2 separate regions of the Homo sapiens genome follow, and region 1 is linked to region 2. A link is a contact called in ENCODE Hi-C or POLR2A ChIA-PET data. All regions are on one chromosome and are shown on one strand. Each heading gives the region's core, a stretch centred on a gene start or an enhancer-like site at or near the end of the contact. The rest is flanking DNA. Distances are from core to core; before and after follow the strand shown.

Region 1 (6,236 bases), core at 3,077-5,576, 35 kb before region 2:
TTTTTCTTTTTTGCATTAAGCACATGTTACCTTTGCAGTCTGGGGAGAGAAAATCTTGTAATTTTAAAGAAAAAGGGCATGGACAATAGTATTAAATACTGCAGAGAGGCCAAAATATAGTAGATGGAAAGTCAGCCATGATGCCAGTGAGACAGTTGTACCGGAATGGACATGCCTGAAGAGAAACAGCTGTGGGATGAGTGGAAAGTAGGTGAGGAAATAAAGGTATCTCACTTTTTACAGAAGTATAACCAAAAAGAGAGGTGGAAAAATAGAAAGGTGAGGAGAGGAGAGTGAAAAATCAGCCCAAATGATTTTAAAGATCAGAGAACCTGAGTAAGTTTGATGCTGATGGGGAAGAAGCCAGGAAAGAGAGAGGCAATGATACGAGAGGTGTACAATTGAGGGTGTGAGGTGCCTGTGAGGACATGGAATTGGATCCAGAGAACAACCCTTGACTGGGTTGGCCTAAGCACAAGCAAAGGCATTCATCATGCCTCTTTAAACCAAGAGGCATGGTGAGTGCAGATGGCAATATATTTCAAGGTGATGAAATCCATGCCTGGTCATCTCAATTGTGTCAATAGGAAGTGGTCATCTGCTGAAACGAAGGGTCTGGGGCTGGTGAGGCAGGGGCTTGAGAAGGTGAAATCAAAGAGAAATTATAGCAGAGGACCTGAGCCGGACCTGAAGCGAGGGCCTGCTAGGGGGTGCTCCTGGGAAACTGCTCTTTCCTTTACCCAACTTCAAAGTAAGAATTCAGGACTACTGTTTGCAGGTGGTTTAGCACCATTTACTTGATCCAGGTAAGGGGACTGGTTCCCAAGCTGTTTCTTCACAACACTTAGGTGGCAGATGGGTCCCAGCTGGGGGACAGGGGAGGATCCAAAAAGCCCCATGAGATTAGCTATGGCTTCCCACAGCTGGCAGGATTTCCACACCTGGCACCTGAACTTTGGGGCCCCAGTAACAGAGTTTGAGATTCGTCGGTGCTACTTCCTGTGTTAGGTAATAACCTCTATATATTTCCTTACCATAGGGCCTTTAAAGAAACTACATCCTGTAGCCACGCCTTTTGGCTTCTCTCCCTCAATCTCATCTCCTATGGTTGAGATAAACAGGAGCGAAATTCTCCAAAGTGTAAACCAGAGGACACGTCCTGCTGCATCTGGTGCCGTTTTCTCCCAGCACTGCCTCCCCATCCTTTCCAGACACACCAGGATACACTGATAGGGGACTACTATGCCTTAACAGGCACTGGGATTTTAGATGCCTTGTTTCAAGGAGTGGTTCTCAACCAGGAGCCATTCCCCACACCCTCACCCTAGGGACATTTGGCAATGGCTGGAAACATTTTTGATTGTCACAAATGGGGGCAGGGAGGGACATCCAGTGGGCAGAGGCCAAGAATGCTTCTAAATATCCTACAATGCACAGAATAGTCCCCACAATGAATTATGCAGCCCCAAATGCCAATAGTGCAGAAAGTGAGAGGTCATGCTTTAGAGTTCCTCATCTGACAGGATTCTTTAAAGTTTTGCTATAATCCATTTAAAATTTGAAGCATATGCCTGAGAAAAATTAAATACTGAGGAATTGCCATTTGTAAATTTCCACCAGGTGGCGCCAAATGACAAGTGAAAATCCAACCTCCTCTAGCCTCCATTTCAAAATTCAGTTTCTCTCCCTGGTTAACCCCCTGGAGTAACAATCCCCATTCTTTTCAAATAGGATTGTCGCTCCTTAGGTGCTTAGTGTTCCCCACCACCAGTATTTTTATGCAAGTGAGTTAAAGTGAGTAATGACTAAAACTCAGACTTAAAGATGAAAAGAACAGGACTACATCCTCAATCAGCTACAGAATTTCCATTCCCTGCAGCAACAAGGGTATGGGAGAATCAGCTAGTTTCTTTTCTTCTTTAGTCAACTTTTAGCTGGGCACTTGGCCATCTGAAAAAGACAATTCCAAGCTCCTGCACCCTTAGGAGGGCTAAGTAATGAAGTTCAGGCCATTAGTAGGAAGTGATCAGAAGTGCTGTGGGCCGCCTCTGGGTAGTACTCTTAAAGCAGTGGTTCTCAACTGGGGGTGACTTTGCCCCCTCCTCCCCCAGCCCAGGAGACATTTGGCAATGTCTGAGGACATTTTTGGCTGTCACAACTGGGAGACAGTACTGGCATCTTGTGAGTAGAGACCAGAGATGCTACTAAAACTCCTACAATGCACAGGACAACCCCCAAAACACAGAATTATCCAACCCCAAATGTGAATAGTGCCAAGGTGGAGAAATCCTTAGAGGGAAAGGGCATGCCCTTGGCTTTCTCTTTCCCACTGGCTGAAAGGTGCAGTGGTGCACCATCTTGGACCATGTGGGCCAAGGCAAGAAACCAGGGAGGGTGGAGCTATGAGACAGGTGGAGCTGCCATACTCTGGACTCCTTACACCCAGACTGCCATGAGATAGAAATACACTTCTCAACAGTTTGAGCCACTCCTCTTCTGGGTCTCTGTGACAGCAGCCAACTAATATTCTATCTAATGCCATAGTATACCATATATATTGTATTTTTTCATTCATAGAACCAGGAATCACTCTACCTGAACTATATCCACTCTAGGCCTGCATCCTTCTGCCTTTCCCAGGAACCCCCTAAGCTCTTTCTCCCTATCTTACCCCTCTCCATCTTTCTTTCCTGCCTCTCTAGATGCTGGCTTCTTCCTTGAGGTAGAGATTGCACCAGGCCCCATCTGACTTATCTGTCTCAATCCACACCTGACTTTTCCCATAAGACTTCACCCTCCTACCATCTCCTGCTTCTATCCATAGATATCTCATTTCCTCCCACATCCATTTTCTGAGGTGGAGGAATAATCTTTTCTAAAATAATCCCCCTCTATATACACATACTTTCTGGCCCTTACCCTGCTATACTGTCTTCATATAACTCACCACAACATACAATTCTATTTATCTGCTTATTGTCTATGTTCTACACAAAAGATTTAATTTTATGAGCCCCAAAACTGTATTGTTTACTACTGTGTATCCGGTAAATAGAATACCACGGTACAATAGAAATGCAATGCATGCCACATATATAATTTTAAATGTTCTAGTAGCCACACTAATAAAGTAAAAAGATAAAGATCAAATTTTAGTCTTTAACCTCAATAGTCCTTCTCTAAGATGTTATCACTATAAAGAAATTGAGGTATTTTACATTCTTTTTCTCATTCTTCTTCAAAATCTAGAGTGTAATTTACCCTTACAGTGTATCTCAGTTCAGACTACTACAATTCAGGTTCTCAGGGCCACATGTAGTGGTTACAATGGACAGCGCTAACATAGAATACTTGGCACATAGCCGGCATCCAGTAAATATTTGTTAAAGTTAATATTCTTCTATACCATTTTAATTCTTCTGTAGTCCAGGAATAATACAGTAATGTCACGTCATTAATACCACCCAATTGACTTAGCCATTTCCTTGTTGGGCATTTAGGTCTTTTCCAATTTTCACTTTTTAAAATAATTCTGTAATAAACATCTATCTGGTTCGTACCTGTTTTTCCTTGGAATAAATTCCCAGAAAGTATTAAATATGGTAATTGCCCCAGAAATGATATGTCACGTAAGACTTCTAATTGTTTATGCTTGGTTCTTGTTAATGACTCTTGTAATGTTAACAGGGCAGGTATTGCTGTGATGGTTATAATTACAAACATATTAGTACTAATGTTTTGTCTGCTGCAATGCATCAGGCACTCTGCATTAGGTTATGCATATCTTATAGATGAGACACACGAGGCTTGGGGAAGTTACAAACTTAGCACTGGACTCGCACTCAAACTGAGATCTGGGTTAATCTATTTTCAAAGACTGGGTGTTTTACGCTGGGACAAATTAAGAAACTAAAACTGTTTTAGTTAAGAAAGAAAACAGAAAGGAAGAAAGAAAAGGCTAAGTAAAGACAAGGGAAGGAAAACGAAGAAAGCTGAGGAAAGGACAAAAAGTTAAAGGCTGGAAACCCGGGCGGTGCAGAAGCGACCCTTATCTCGCCGGTGCAGAAGCACCGTCCGACCCCCGGCGCGGGTGCCCGCCACAGTCCCAGTGCCCCGCCCGGTGCAGCTCCCTCTCCGCCGGCCCCGCCACCCGCAGCCATCCCACGCCTGCCGCCCCGGCGCTCCACTCGGGGTAGCCGATTAGCAGGCAGCTTCCGGCCTCCAGCACTGCACCGCCTGCGGTGCGAACGTGACGTCCGCGACACAGGGGGGGACTTCCGGCGCGCCGCGCCACGCCACGTGTTCCGCACCGGAAGCGCGCTTCCAGTCGCCCCGGCAACAGCCGCCTCCCTCGCGTCCCCCACTCCCCCTCTGTCTCTCCAAGGAAAACTAGGCCCCTGCGCGGCCAACGCCCAGGATCCGCAAGCTGCGCGCCCACGAGGTGACTTCGGGGACGGCTGGGTTTCCTTTGGGGAGTGAGGGAGGAGCTTAGACGCCCCGGGCCCTGGCTTCTTCTGATGCGCAGAGAGCCGAGGTCTTGGACGTCACGTTGCTCTCATAATTATCTTAATCCCGCGACAAAAGGTGGGGCCGGAGGCCCATGAGATTCCTAAATCATTGCAGGTTAATTGTGAGAGGGGACCAGTCCCAGAGGCTCTCAGCTCTGCAGTGCTTCCGAATCACTGGACGACTCTTTAAGAATTCTGATCCCCGGGCCCCCATCCCGGACCAATGAAATCAGAATCTCTAATAGTGGGGCCCTGGCATCGGTAGTTTTTAAAGCTGCCCAGGTGATTCTGGGGTGCCGAGAACCACCGTGTTAAGGTCTGTAGGTGAATTCGGATTTTGCCCATCCAGTCCAGTATCTGAATAGAAGATCGCCCAGGACAGCCACATACTTGAAGGATGTCTAGGATATTGCCCTCTCTGCTCAAAAATTCGGGTTTCTTTCTTTTCTCTTGCACTTTAACCTCTGCAGGAGGTCAGCTTTTGGTGGGAGTTATCTTGAGACATCTGGCGCCTACAGTTTATGGGCCTTGTGTCTCTGCCCACTTATCAGTAATGAGCTGTAATTGAACCAGTGGCCAACGAAGTGCATTTTAGCTCTGAAATCTTGATGTTCCCTTAGTACAGATCAGATGGTTCTGAACAATTTTATTTTTTTCAGGAATGATGTTTTTAAACTCGTTTGACAGGCTAGGCTGTGTATTCAGCTGTTCTTCATCTCAAATCAGAACAATATTACTTAAAAAATCTAGACTAAAGATTAGTAACGCAACACTTCTAGGATTATTTATGCTCACAGCCCCCATGAATTGTAGGATGAGAGCTACCCTTTAAAAATACTATTTTTGCTAGCATAATTTATCGGAATAACAGTCTCTTTGTAATTTCAATGTGAACAGAAACCATATATTTTTAAAGACTGCTGGTTAGTAACTTGGAATAAGCATAACTGAAAGCAAGTTCACAGGTGTATAAATCCCCTCTGTGTGTTCATTGCTGTGCTGGGGAAGTATACAAACTAAAGTTCCAGAGAGAAATGTTCATTCTGAAACTGTTCTATAGATGGTGATTAATCATTTTGGGTTTTTTTTTAAAGGATAGGGTGAGATGAGAATGACGGGGGAAAGTTTTGAACAGTTAAGGCTAGAGTGTAAATTGGAGAGTTTGCAAAGTAGGTACAGAACTTTTTTTGAACAACTTCTCTACAAGAGGAAATTCAGCCACGGAACAGCTGGACAAGTGAAAAAAGAATGTAGTTGATCAAATATCAGATGAATTGAAAAGATCTTTGAAAACATAATGTATTTAAATATTTGCTTCCTGAAAAGATTTGGTGCTTTATAGTCAGTTTTTTGAGTTACTAGGTCCTCAGAGATTTTGGGGAGTAGATGCAGGAGGAGAGAACGTTATCAGGAAACAACAGACAAGCTCAACAATTTCAGCAGCATCTAAGAGCATGAAATATTAGCTATTATTTTTATGCTGGAAGGAAAATAGGAAACTTAAAAGGAGTAGATTGTAGAATCCATGCCTACAGGTAACTGAGTAAGTGCCCAAGTAAATGAGGCATAGTGAGTGCCTATAAATTCAGAAAAGAGAGATTAACATGGAATTACCGTGAATATGTTTATAGAAAAAAGTAAATTTGAAATAAGACGCCTGAAATGTACTAGCGATCTTAACTACTTTAAACTAGCCATGGTTTTTGCTGTTATGCTCTTAATTTGCAG
Region 2 (6,532 bases), core at 418-2,917:
TAAGTCTCACAAATCTGCTGCCATGTGAGACAGGCCTTTCACCTTCTGCCATGATTGCAAGGCCTCTCCAGCCACGTGGAACTGTAGGTCCATTAAATCTCTTTCTTTTGTAAATTGCTCAGTCTTGGGTATGTCTCTATCAGCATTATGAAAACGAACTAATACAGATATACAATTAGCCCTTGTCTTATGACTTTGAGAATCACAGAGTTGGAAGGAGATTTAATGGCTAGTCAATTCAATATTATACTTAATAGAGGACCATCTTGTGGACACAGAAGCACAAGATCGCATCCATGTGGTAGGCCTTCAAATCCTTAAAAATAGTAGGTTCTATGATTTCTCTTTTCCATTTTAAATATTCCAAATGTCGTAATGTCCCCATTTTATATAATGGACATACAAGACAAGCATTGCAGATTTACCAGATATGCTGATCTTCAGACTGCTCTTCCTCATTGCCAGCTAGATTTGACTGAGCTTCACATTAGCTTCAAACAGAGTGGGAAGTTAGAAAATGACAGGGTAGGCATGGATGTTGACCTACGTGGGTCCTTGAGATGGTGTGATAGGCCCCCCAGTGTGTCCAGCGTTCCACAATGTGGAACCTGTGAATACATTCCTTTGCATCGCAAAAGATTTTGCAAATGTGACCAAGTTAAGGAGCTTGCCATGGAGAGAGCATCCTGTATCCTCCAAGTGGGCCCAATGTCATCACAAGGGTCCTTATAAGAGGGAGGGAGGTGGGTCAGAGTCAAAGAAGGAATGTGAGAAGCAGAGGTTGGAGTAATGAAAGGAAGGGGCTATATATCAAGGAATGCTGGCAGTCTCTAGAAACCAGAAAAATCAAGAAAACGGATTCTCCCCTAGAACTTCCAGAAGACATGCAGCCCTGCCAACACCTTGATTTTAGCCCAGTAAGACCCCTTTCAGATTTCTGCCCTCCAGAACTATAAAAGGACATATCTGTGTGCTTTAAGTCACTGAGTTTATGGTAATTTGTCACAGCAGTAACAGGAAACCAATAGAGATGGGAAATGTGTGATTGGTTAGTGATGAGTGTAATAATACGAGCTTGCTGTGCACTGAACACTTTACATATGCTACCTTATTTCATCCCAGCACAACACTGGGAGTCAATTTCTCATTTCCCAGATACAGAAATGAACTTAGATTAAGTAACTTGTCCAAAGCCAGCAAGCTAGAAAGCGTCATTGAGGGGTGAAGATTGAACCCAGGTTTCAAGTCTTTCTGAGCCCTTGCCTCTGTGCTATACTTTACCATCCTGATAGGGAGTTGAGCCCCTGGCTTGGGAGATTGGGGGTAATGTCGCCATTGAGTGAGCTAACAAATTCAAGAAGAGAAAAGGAGAAGAGGAGGTTTTCCTATAATTGCAGGTGACAGAACCAGCATGGTCCAGTGGGCACTTAAGTGCACTGTCGCCTTCCCTACTTTTGATGTTTTGGGACTCTGACTGATCCACCACTGGCTTCCTTGTTCCTCAGCTTGCAGACAGCCTGTTGTGGGACTTCACCTTGTGATTGTGTGAGTCAATTCTTCGTAATAAACTCCCTTTCATATAGACACCTATCCTATTAGTCCTGTCCCTCTAGAGAACCCTGACTAATACATGCAGAAATCGTGTGGTTTGTAGTATTTCTTAATTTTTATTTTCTGGTCAAAGAACAGTTGTTCTATAGAATGGTATTCATATATGCTGACCACAAATACTCCATGGGACAGTTTGAGGAACAGTTTTTCATGGAATGAGGCCTCATTTTAACAAGAGTACAATGTAAGGGTCACATTTGGCCACAAGTGCCATAGCAGCCACCCATGAGGTTTCAATAAAATGTGAATTCTCTCCAATGCTACTGGAACTGTTCTTTCACCACAAACATATTTTAAGCATCCATCCACCATTTTCTGGGTCACTGCAAAGATATAAAAGAGATCAGAAATGGATATTACACCAAACATTATGTAGTAAAAAATTTTTAAAGTAACAAAACTGAGTAACAAATGTGACAAAGGTAGTAGAGACTTTGGTTAGTGAGGACAGTGCAGCTCAGATGCAGCAGGAACTGAGGGGAGGAGAAGCTCGGGGGCCAATGTGTGTGGGAGTTGAGTCTGGGCTCAGCTTCCCGGAATGAATAGAGTTGGCAACATGGAGATGGCACAAACAAGCACTCCAGGAAGAGAGAACAGTGCAAGGCAGAAAATACGGCTGTGTGTTGGAAACAGAATGGAGATCCGTCTGCCAGCTTGCGAGGTTCTCAGACCTGGCTGCATGTTAGAGTCACTTGGATCCCACCCTAGACCAATTAAAGCAGAATCGCTGGTCATCGGGGCCCAGCCATTGCTGGTTTTGGTTTTGTTTTTTAAAGCTTCCCTGGTGATTCCTGTACAGCCAGAGTTGCACCCACTAGGCTAAGTTGGCTGTTCTCAACTATGGTGTGGGGACCTACTGATGTTTAATTTGAGGTATGACAGGTACTACTTCTCAAACTTTAGTATGTGTTAGAATATCCTGGGGAGCTCATTAAAACACAGATTCCTGGGCCCTGCTGTCAGAGATTCTCATTCAGTAGGTCTGGGGTGGGGTCCAAGAACATGTATTTCTGTCAAGCTCCCAGGTGATGCTCTGGTCTATAGACTGCACATTGAGTAGCACAGATGTAAATAATTTGATATAATGATAAAAGAACAGTGAAGGAAAGTTTACAAATGGTTTGCTTTCTTAAACTATATACATCCAGGCCAGGCATGGTGGCTCACACCTGTAATCCTAGTAGTTTGAGAGGCTTGAAGTGGGAGGATTGCTAGAGGCCAGGAGTTCCAGACCAGCCTGGGCAACATGATGAGACCTCATCTCTATAAAAAAAATTTTTTTTGTTTAATTAGCCAGGCATGGTGGTGCATGCCTGTAGTCCCAGCTGCTCAAGAGGCTGATGTGGAAGGATCACTTGAGCCCAGGAGGTCATACCACTTCACTCCAACAGAATGAGATCCTGTCTCTTTAAAAAAAAAAAAAAAAAAAAGTATACACAACAAAAGCAGATTAAAGCATTTGACTGGGAGACAATGTGGTGGCCTTAAGGTGACTGTGCCAGTGTTTGCAAATATCTCACAGCTCAACACCCCCTATATCCTGTGCATCATGATGGGGAGACAGTCATGAAGCCCTGGGCTAGAACAATTAGTTCATGAAGCAGAGTGATGACATAGAAGCATGGAGAAGAGCCAGTTCATGAAGGGTCCTCCCTGCTAAACCATGGATGCTGTGAGCAACCACAAGGTCTTTACAAAGGTTAGGAATGAACAAAGCCATTTCTCAAGACAAATATGTTTATAGTATCTGTTCAAAGGCGATGACAGTAATGCGAATTGATGGGGCCTAACCTGGAGAAGTGGCAGTGGAACTGGAGAGAGAAGATAGATGTAAGAGATGGTGCAGAAATGGCAACTCCACCCTTCAAGGTGCTCAAGCAACTCCTTTTTCATGCCTCCAACCAACCTATCAGAAAGCCTGCTGGATCTCCCCACTTCTCCCATCCCACCACCTCCTCCTAGTCCAAAGCATCACCATCTCTCACCTGGATTAGTTCCATAGCTTCCTAACTGCCTTTGCCCTCCTACAATCTATTCTAAAACATAAGCCAGATCGTCACTTTTCTGCTCCTGTGTCACTTGCAATATGAGCTCAAGCCCTTACAGTGGCCTACAAGCATGGCACGATCTGGACCCCTATTATCTTTCTGTCATCGGTTCCTTCTACTCACCCATTTCTCTCATTCTGCTCCAGCCCCATTGACTTCCTAACTTTTTCTAGGACCTTGCTTCTCAAAATGTGGCCCCTAGACCAGTAACATCAGCATCAATTGGGAGCTCAATAGAAATGCAGAGTCTCAGGTCCCTCTCCGGCCCCACTGAATGAGAGTCTGCATTTCATCAAGACCCTCAGGGGATTCCTCTACCCCTCTATGTGAGGAGCACTGATCCAGAACAGCCCAGAACACTCCCACCCCTGGATTTTGACATTTCTCTACCTATACAGCTTGCCTGCTGGGTATCCATGTAAATCACTCCCTGCATCCTTTTCTTAAATGTCACTTTCTCAATATTCTACTTAAAACTGCAATGCCTCCACAGCAGGGCACTCCTTAACCCCTCTGATGCCTTTATTTCTCCCACAGCATTTGTCACCACCTGAAAATGGTGGCCTCTGAGAGTCAGAATAAGGTGTGGAGAGGTGAGGCACAGGACTACTACTTTTTTAAGTCTTAAGTTTGTGAAGGATTATTTGACATTTACGTTGTATACATGTATATCTTTCACTTGTTTATTGGTAGAGATTAAAAACTGCCAGAGAATAAAGTCTGAGTTCCCATCAGGCTTCATGAATGAGGATGTTGAGTTCAGCCTCAGCTTCATGGCCAGTAGACGAGTACTGTGGGCAAGAAATAAATCTTTGCTGTTTCAAGCCACTGACATTTTGGAGTCATTTTCACAGCCAACTTCAAGCTTCTCTTCATTGCCGCAGGAAGAGACAATTGAAATGGAAGAACATGGTTTTTGAAAGAGTCAATAGGGATTAGGCTCAGTAAACAGTCACAACAGAGCCACCTCCTTTCCTTGGAGGTTATAACTCAAATTTATAGGATGTCACCTCTTGCTGAAAGGCTGCAAGTAGTCCACAGATGTGGTTTATCTGGTTAGGATAGTATTTGCTTAAATGTTTAAACGGGAGATGGGAAAAGTGTGTGTGTGCGTGTATGTCATTTATTCTCCTCTTAGCTATAGTCCCCACTACTCCCTATTACTTAGGACAGCCTCAATTGACTCATTTACTTGCCTGAATAGCCCTGAAGACATTTGGATTTGTAACACTGGCCTGTCCACGCATCAAACCCATTGAGAGGAGGTAGAACAGGCATTAGCATACTCACCTAATAGACAAGAAGACAGAGGCCCTGAAAGTCCACGAGGCTTCAAAAATGACACAAGTCAATGGCAGAGCTGGGGCCCCAACTCAGGACTTCTGATGCCTCTGTTCAGGACAAGCTAAGGATGTCCCCCCTCAGAGACAGCTGCCATCTGCTGCTGCAGTCATCCTAGGAGGTTAATGCATTGATTGTATGCTCTATTGTCTAATCAGCCCACACACTGCTTGAGTTTATCACCAAGCAAATTCTCATTTGTTTTTAACAGGAAAATCACTCCATCCCAAAATGCCTTAAACCAAACTCTGCAATCTCAACAAACAGCTTGCCTTTTAAATCCATAAGCTAAACACAAGGCTCTTTGCATTCTTTCAGCCAAGCCATTGCAGCTCTTTTCTCTTTCAGTCTGAACTTGTTTGTAATAAGTACAGCCAAGAAAAGGAGTTAAAGAAATGACTCCAACAGAGAATCTCCAAGGTATATTTTTAAGTGCAAAAAGCAAAGTGCAGGCCAGGCGCAGTGGCTCACACCTGTAATCTCAGCACTTTGGTGGGCCAAGGTGGAAGGATTACTTGAGCCCAGGAGTTTGAGACCAGCCTGGGCAACATAGTGAGACCACGTCTCTACAAAAGATAATAAATTAGCTAGCCATGGTGGCACATGCCTGTAGACCTAGCTACTTAGGAAGCTGAGGCAGGAGGATGGCTTAAGGCCAGGAGGTTGAGGCTACAGTGAGCCATGATGACGCCACTGCACTCCAGCTCTGGACTCCAGAGACCCTGTCTCAACAAAAACAAAAAAGCAAAGTGCAGAAGAGTATACATGGAATTAGCCCATTTGGATAAATGGAAAAAATACATCTCTTTACATATATGCATTTATACTTATGTATGCAAAAGTGTCTCCAAGGATGCACATGATACATTATGGCCATGCCTGGAGAGCAGCCTGGGGGTCAGGAGTGAAGGAGGCAGGCACTGTGGGTGACCCATGCACTCAAGCCCTGCCAACTCCAACCATTCTCTTCTGTGACTCTGCCTGAAGGTAAAAGTGCTGAGAAGCCACACACCCTGGGGCAGCCATCAATCAGTGATTGGCAGGAATTCGTAGAGAAATATACCAACTCCTTCACCTCTTGGGTGGGATGATTCTGAGGTACATGCTGTACATCTGTTCCCAGAGTTCCCCAGCATGACTCAGCTGCAGTTGCCCCCAGAGCAGATGCGCTCAACAACACAGCCTTTTCTGGCTGCCTTTGTTTTCTGTCTCCCTTTCCCACACCCTTACTCTTCCAAATGAATTTCAAGTCCTATCTCAGGACTGGTTTCTGGAGGAATAATGCTGTCCAATAGAAATTTCTTCAATGATGGAAATGTTCAATGTCTGCACTGTCCAATACAGTAACAACTAGCCACATGTGGCATTTAAATTTAACTTAATTAAAATGAATAAAATTTAAAATGCAATTCCCTGGTCACATAGCCACATTTCAGGTGCCCAACAGCCACATGGACAGCACATAATAGTCCATTTTCATGATCGCACATGGCTCTATTGGACAGTACTGGTTTGCAGTGCATTGGAGCAAA

The links. Hi-C counts contacts between places; a loop is a spot of excess contacts on that map. ChIA-PET counts read pairs that join two places held with the same protein, here RNA polymerase II (POLR2A). Pooled maps may share reads with other maps.
Region 1: a map of mammary epithelial cell shows a loop between it and region 2 (5-fold over the local background). The contact joins the promoter of GEMIN8 here to the enhancer-like site in region 2. A Hi-C loop is called at or near these places in 2 of 168 maps with a recorded cell type or tissue (dorsolateral prefrontal cortex and mammary epithelial cell), 6 of 37 single-sample maps with no recorded cell type and 14 of 50 pooled maps. POLR2A ChIA-PET finds 5 or more read pairs at or near these places in 3 of 52 experiments (CD4-positive, alpha-beta T cell, IMR-90 and WTC11).

What each region holds. Positions count from the first base shown.
Region 1 is chrX:14,027,982-14,034,217 of GRCh38, reverse strand. It overlaps GEMIN8 (gem nuclear organelle associated protein 8), which reads left to right and starts at 4,326. Exons shown (of 5, transcript NM_001042479.2): 1 at 4,326-4,441. RefSeq lists silencers at 1,137-1,319, 3,986-4,125, 4,160-4,359 and enhancers at 3,736-4,236, 4,237-4,737.
Region 2 is chrX:13,989,951-13,996,482 of GRCh38, reverse strand. It overlaps a transcript of GEMIN8 not described here. Among named protein-coding and RNA genes, the nearest start is that of GEMIN8, 37 kb to the left of the region's middle. Within about 2 kb of position 1,667, at least 3 of the 41 ENCODE cell types and tissues checked have a DNase peak (open chromatin) inside an H3K27ac peak, as active enhancers do; they include dorsolateral prefrontal cortex and mammary epithelial cell, where a contact is called at or near this core.